3 separate regions of the Homo sapiens genome follow, and all the other regions are linked to region 3. A link is a loop called in an ENCODE intact Hi-C map of the cell type or tissue named here. Cell type or tissue: GM12878. All regions are shown on one strand.

The links. Hi-C counts contacts between places; a loop is a spot of excess contacts. Peaks named below come from ENCODE experiments on the same cell type or tissue, not always from the same donor. Only the 100,000 strongest peaks of a DNase experiment are listed, where the experiment ranks them.
Region 1: it touches region 3 in a loop (10-fold over the local background); 51 of 110 quality-filtered maps call a loop at or near these places.
Region 2: a loop joins it to region 3, with 9 times the contacts of the local background. A loop is called at or near these places in 14 of 110 quality-filtered maps.

What each region holds. Positions count from the first base shown.
Region 1 is chr7:125,670,050-125,672,549 of GRCh38, forward strand. No RefSeq gene overlaps it. Among named protein-coding and RNA genes, the nearest start is that of LINC02830, 520 kb to the left of the region's middle. In GM12878, a CTCF peak has its summit at 1,126 (motif pointing left); no DNase peak of the experiment used is centred here.
Region 2 is chr7:125,315,147-125,317,646 of GRCh38, forward strand. The region is part of intron 3 of LOC101928283 (a long non-coding RNA gene); the gene reads left to right. Among named protein-coding and RNA genes, the nearest start is that of LINC02830, 160 kb to the left of the region's middle. In GM12878, a CTCF peak has its summit at 1,537; no DNase peak of the experiment used is centred here.
Region 3 is chr7:125,061,263-125,063,762 of GRCh38, forward strand. All of the region lies in intron 3 of POT1-AS1 (POT1 antisense RNA 1), which reads left to right. Among named protein-coding and RNA genes, the nearest start is that of LINC02830, 91 kb to the right of the region's middle. In GM12878, no CTCF peak of the experiment used is centred here; a DNase peak (open chromatin) is centred at 950.

The sequences.
Region 1 (2,500 bases), 610 kb after region 3:
AAAAGCTTCATTGCAAGTAATTAGAGCACATTATGTGTAATCACTTGCCAAATTTCATGTTTTAAATCAATCATTTTTTGTGTTCATATGTTTGAAGTAATTTCAGAAGTAAATAATCACAGAGCCCCGCAAATGAGGTAATATGGTAAAACAAATATAGCAAAGTATTTTAAGAAAGCAATAGACTAAAGCAGAATCCCTTCTGTGAGCTACCTGGCATCTTTACACTAGTTGGAGGTATCGGGTAAATAACATCTTTACAAACAACTTGTGTATGAGTGAGGTTCCTGGAAAATATTTACTTTTACTTTATTTTTCTAAGAAAGCAACTTACATTCATTGCCTTCTTTCAAAACAAATTTGATCTATTGTGTCACTAGATATTTGTTCCTAATTCATTAAATTATACTTTGATTATAACTTCACTTTTTCCTACTGTACTTGTATATACTATTAGATACATTTATTCTCAATATGCATCTTTTGATGTATGGCTTTGTAATATTTATTTTGACACTAGCAGTTTATAATACTTAATAGATTATAACTATAGATGAGCAGTCAGTATTTGCATCTTGCATATTATGTGTTTTATTCCAATTTACCTGGTATATACTACATATAGTTACTATTCAATAAACATTTATTTTTGATGTAGATTGCAAGGAGAATGTCAGTCATAAGTCAATTAGAGAATACAGAGAGGTTGTACTTAAAGCTTAATTGAAGTATAAAGCATAACAATAAGAACATGTTCGAAACGATTGCTACATCACCCTTTGAGAGAATGATAACCACTGAGGATTAGAATATTAGACTTTATTTACACTTAAGCATGCTTGGACTGTAAAGAAACACTTTCTTATATATGGGACACTCAAGGGTACATGTAGACACATACCCTTATTGACAGGGTACATGTAGACATATCTGCCGTCCTGCAAATATCCCAGTGAAAAAATATTTAGTTCACCTGCTCATGGAAAATATCAGTGTCCTTTGAGACTTTTGTCACCATAGGACTGTTCTTACTGATTTTGTGGTTTATTCTCTTGAAAGATAAAAAGCAACAACAAAAAACAGGCCTAAAACTTAACATGATTCAAGGTTGCTATTGCCCCCTGGTGTGTGGAATAAGTAAGTACAAATTTTCTCTGGAGTTAGGATTCCTAATCCATTTTCCTCTGAATTCCCAAAGATTTAATTTAGCCAAATATGAGCCATCATTTATAAATCATAAAAATACATAAATATGGCTGGTCTTCTGTAATAACATTAATAAAGTTTTAAACTTTCCTCAATGGTAATCTTGTACAATTTTTTGTTAAAATTTTTTCTTTATTTTCTTGAGATACCCCTGTAGGATGATCACAATTTTGACATTTATTCTCAAATCTATGCTATATTCACAATACTTGCATAATCAGAAGTCAAAATAAAAATTTAAGTCATTAAATATTTTAGTTATTGGAATTTTTTCATTTATGATCAAGAACAATATAGGAAAGCTCATCATTATTATTTCTGGACAATGTATGACCAGAAAATCCACTTTATATACTATAATATGACAAAAAGAAGAGTTAAATGGATTTAAAAAAATAACTTACAATATCATTATTTTTCATAAGTGATATGCCCAGATACATAGAAAAGCACAATCAATTTTAGGTAGTTAAGGAATTTTGCTGGATCAATATATAAAATCCACTTTCATTTATAAGGCAGTATTAATTAATGACAATAATTTAAAATGAAATTCTGTTTCTAATAGCAACAAAAAGTATAGTTCTATCAGTTATTTATTACTACAGTATAAATTAATTTTACATAAAAACAATAAAAATAACAGCAAATCAAACTAAAAAAGTATTAATATATATATATCATTACAAAGTGGGATATTTGTTATGAGTATGTGAGGATGGCTCAATTTTTAAAAATTCAGTGTAATCCACCACATCAACAGAATACAGAAATGAAATTACATAGTTATATTAAATTGAGGCAGAAAAAGCATTTGACAAAATTTGACAGCCATTCATGATTAAAAACTTCAGCAAACTTGGAATAGAGTAAACTTCCTCAGCTTGATAGAGAATATCTGCAAAAACCTTCAGCCCTTATCATGCTTCATTATGAGAAGCTAGATAATTACCCCTAAAAATGAAAATGGGCAAGATGTCTTCTGTTACTATATCTATGGAACATCATATGGTGATCTTAACTAGTGGAATAAGACAATAAAAATAAATAGAAGGTGTGAAGATAAGGAAAAGGACATAAAACTGTCTCTGTTTATAGAAGACATGTTTGACCATGAGGAAAATACCTCCCAAATCAGATTTACGGGTATAGTAAAGAAACATAGACATGTAATTATATATGTATGTACTCACTTGGTGTTATTTCCCATCCTCAACATATATTGAGGAACTTATAATCAGGAAAAGTATTAATTGTTTTTCAATTTGAAACATGCCATATCTTCCCCTAATAA
Region 2 (2,500 bases), 250 kb after region 3:
CCCACTGGGTCCCCTTCCATGCTGTGGAAGCTTTGTTCTTTCATTCTTCACAATAAATCTTGCTGCTGCTCACTCTTTGGGTCTGCACTACCTTTATGAGCTGGAACACTTACCGCGAAGGTCTGCAGCTTCACTCCTGAAGCCAGCAAGACCACGAACCCACTGGGAGGAATGAACAACTCTGGATGCGCCACTTTCAAGAACTGTAACACTCACTGAGAAGGTCTGCAGCTTCACTCCTGAAGTCAGCGAGCCCACGAGCCCACTGGGAGGAATGAAAAACTCTGGACACACCACCTTTAAGAGCTGTAACACTCACTGCGAAGGTCTGTGGCTTCACTCCTGAAGTCAAGCGAGACCACAAACCCACCGAAAGGAAGAAACTCCAGACACATCTGAACATCGGAAGGAACAAACTCCGGACACACCATCTTTAAGAACTATAACACTCACTGCGAGGGTCTGCGGCTTCATTCTTGAAGTCAGCGAGACCAAGAACCCACCAGAAGGAACCAATTCCGGACACAACTTTACTCCTATCTTGTAGTCCCTATCACCCCCATTAGTTGCAAATGTACATTATGGACTTTCTATAGCATCTCTCCTATTCGGTGATTTTGTGTCCCCATACTGTGAGCTACCCTAAATCTCTCCTCTGCATTTCAGATATTTTCTCCTTGGTCTATCAGTCTCTTATCTTTGGCAAATGTCAGAAGGGAAAAACCGGGATGAAGTGTATGTTTCACTTCCCTGTTACTCTTTCTTGGGCATCTCAGTTCTTTAAGTGCTGGATACCTTGGCAGTCCCAAATTTAATATTTGGCTCTGAGTTTTTCAGAGACTGCTTTGAGTTCTGCTGGCATTTTTCATCTTTTAGCAAAGGTCCTTTACATCACTTCTCAGTCTTTTCCCCGTAGTAACAATTGCTAAGAATCCCAAGGGCAAAAGTGGCATGAAGAGGAAAAGCAGCCATGAAGGGGCAGGGCAAGATGGCTGAATAGAAGCACCCACTGATCATCATCCCCCACAGGAACTTAAAATTTAACAACTATCTACACACACACAAAAACATCTTCATAAGATCCAAAATCAGGTGAGCAATTACAGTACCTGGTTTTAAGTTCATATTGCTAAAAGAGGCACTGAAGAGGGTAGGAAAGACAGTCTTGAATCACCAGTGTCACCCGTTGCCCATTCCCTGGCAATGGCATGGTGTGAAGAGAGAATCTGCTTGAGGGAGGGAGAGTACAGAGATTTTGGGACTTTGCATTGAACCCAGTGCTGCCTGTCACGAAGAAAGCAAAACTGAACTGAATTTAGCCAATGCCATGCTTGGAGTGAGCATTTAGATCAGCCCTAGCCAGTGATCAGAACTTGAGTTTCAGCAACCCTCACCACTGCAGACTGAAGTGCTCTGGTGTGGTAAATAACTGTAAGAGGCAGGGTATGACATAAGGACTGCAACTCCTAGGCAAGTCTCAGTGCAGTGCTGGTCTCAAAGCCAGTAGAGCTGGGGGACATGTGGCCTAGTGAGACACCATGTGGAGGAGAAAAGGCAGCGCTTGCATCACCCTTCCCCCAGTCTCAGGTAGTGAAGCTCACAGCAATGAAAGTGACACTTTCCTTGTCCTTAAGAAGAGGGGAGGAAAGAGTAAAGAGGACTTTGTCTTGCATCTTGCGTCTTGGATACCAGCTCAGCCACAGTAAGATAGGGCACTGGGCATGGTTATGAGGCCCCGATTACAGGCCATAGCTTCTGGATGACACACACTCTGGGCCAGAAGGGAATCTGCTGCCTTGAAGGAAAGGACCCAGTTCTTGCAGGATTTATTAAATGCTTACTAAAGATTCCTTGGGCCCTGAATAACCAGCAGTAATACCTGGGTAGTACACTGTGGGCTTTGAGTGAGACTCTGAGACCTGCTGGCTTCAGGTGAGACCTGGAACAATCACAGTTGTGGTGGCTATGAGGAAAGACTCTTTCTGCTTGAGAAAAGCAGAGGACAAGGAAAAGGGTACTTTGTCTTGCACCTTATGTAGCAGCTTGGGTACAGCAGGGTAGAATATCAAGCAAGCTCTTGGGGTCCCCTATTCCAGGCCTTCATTCTTGAACAGCATTTCTTGATCTGTCCTGCAGAAAAATGACTATTTTACTTCAGCCAGAACGAGATGTAATAAGAGGTGGTCTTACATATGAATATAGAAAGAATGGCCAGAATATGTAGAAAGTTTTGTTATTTTTAAATGCCAGTATTGTTTTTTTACCCTTGCAACTAGATTATACAGAGATTTGATGACCTAGCATCTCCTCAGTAACATTTCTCATATTGAGTCTATAATGCTGTCTTTTAAATTTTATATTTAAAAACAATTTTTTGGCATCTCACTAAGTTATTCCATCTGCTATGTGCTTCAGGTATCTGAGTAAAGTGCGTAGAATTAGTACAAAGAAATCAAGAATTAAAAAAGAAAAAGAAAACAGCATTATAGGAGAGCAGCTT
Region 3 (2,500 bases):
GCCCCGCATACATTAGGTATTTGTCCTAATGCTCTCCCTCCCCTTGCCCTCCACCTCCCTGGCAGGCCCTGGTGTGTGATGTTCCCCTCCTTTTGTCCATATGTTCTCATTGTGCAGCTCCCACTTATGAGTGAGAACATGTGGTGTTTGGTTTTCTGTTCCTGTGTTAGTTTGCTGATAACGATGGTTTCCAGCTTCATCCATGTCCCTGCAAAGGACACGAACTCATACTTTTTTATGGCTGCACAGTCTTTTCTTTATAGTACATAGCTGGATCGTTACTCATTATGTTTATTGAGTTCCTTCTATGGGCAGAATATCTGTAAAGTATTCAGAACTAAAGGAGGCTTTTAAAAGTAAATAGAAAGCAATGCTTTTGAGAAATAGCCACTTAATTAGTGAGATTGAATCAACATATTCAGGCAAGCAGTAGCAAAAAAAAAAAAACCCCACATTTTATAGAACTAAGTAATATAATGTAAAATAATTGTGGGATGGATTAGTGCCTGTTTGATTTCTGATCAATGCTTTTGTTAGAATGTTTTTTTAAGAAAAGCCTAAATATGCTGTTTAAGACTGATAAAAATCTTACCATGTAGATACTATTATCCTTACTTTTTGATAAATGAAGAAACTAAATCCTGCAGAGGTTGACTAATCTACCCACTCACACAGCTAATAGGCCATGGGACAGGATTTGGATTTAGATCCATTCTGTCTCCAGAGCCTGAGCACTCTCCACTATGCCAAACAGAACTCCAAAACCCTTTCAAGACACACCTGGCTCCAAGCTTGAGCTCACACTCATTTTGTTTGTCTCCTAAAGTGAAATTTTAGGTTGCCTGTCTTGACTCTCTTCAGATAAAAATCCCTCAGAAAATTTTTTAGAGTCAGAGTTGAGATTGATTTCTGTGATTCATTTGTCACTGTGAAAAGAGATTAGGGCTGAAAGAAAGTGACTCATATGATGGCTCATGTTCACTGCAGCATGACTGGCAGCTTCTAGAACAGAAAAACAGACTTCTCCTTTTCTTTGGGGAGTAAGCAGCACGGGGAAATTTTATTCAGTAAAGCTGATGACAATTTTCCTTTAAATTGGACACGAATTCTCCTAGGAACACTGCATAGTAATATTCCTATGCCCATAAAATTTCAAGATAATCTTTTCGAAAAAGAAGTACATTCGTTTTTTTGACAACTGTTTACATTATTTTTTATCTCATCGAATAATTTCTACAAAATTATATTACACTAGGCTTTTAGAAAAGAGAATTTGCTCTCTAAAGACTCTGAAAACAGAACAATGAAATATCCCTTCCCTTAATTCGACCCATTCCTTCTAGTATTACTAATTAAATAAGTTAGTTCTCAATTGTCCTCAGATTGTATATGTGATTTGAAATTTCTTTAGAATTTACTAGTTTGTTAATTATTTCTAAATGGATATATTATTATTAGAAAGTGTCTTATTTATTTTATCTAGACTAGTTTTGATTCCTAGTTTCTAACAGATGAAGCCAAAACCAGTTTGGGGTAATAATTCATGATTACTCTAGAAACTATATCTAAGTCATTGACCAAACTATCTGTTAATCAAGTTATAGTTAAGAAATGCAGAGGCTTTTCAAGTTATGAATAAATCTGTATTGAAAGACAGTAACTCTGAGGAGTTGAAACAAAACTTTGGAGTCAGATAAAACTGAGCACAAATCACAGTGATAAGTTAGATGTTACTTAAATTCCCTCAGCTTTGTTTTCTTCTGATCAGTTTCTCTAAAGATTTTTTTAAAAAATTAAATGGGATTACATATGTGTGTGGGGGGGTATTGTATCTACATTATTTAGCTTACTATTTGGTACTTAGTAAGTGCTCAAATGGTAACTTGTTGTTTTATTTTTTTTTCTTTTGATGTTTTTCAAGTCTTCATCCTCAGTCCTTTCATTAAAGATGTGCTCAGTTTCTTATATTACGTAGAGAATGGCCAATTATCTATTGTCAGGATAATGCTGTCTAACAAACAACTAAAACATTCAGTGACATACAGCAATAGATGTTTTTGCTTACCAGTCCTTGATTTGGTGACCTAGTCTTGGCAGAACGCATTTCTATTGCTGGGAACAGGATTCTTTAGGACTATTTCATTTGGGTCATCTTGTCTCTGATTCGCATGTTCTCTCAACCTTCAGCTAATCCATCCTGGACTGGTTCTCTTCCAAGAAAGAGTATGAGGAAGTGGGCAAGGTTATTGAGGCTGAGGTTTGGATGGCCAAATTCTCTACCTCATGAAGGAAGAAGCTGAAAAGTCACAGGACGAAAGATGTGGACAGAGAAAAAGGTAGAGAATTGGGGCTATTTTTACAATTAAACTTCCATAAATATAAGAAGATGAGGTGGGACTTCTTGAAGAAGATGTTTTATTAGGGTTCTTCAGAGAGACAGAACTAATAATATATATTGTGACCTTATATATTGTTTATATCTTATATATTATTGGTTCTG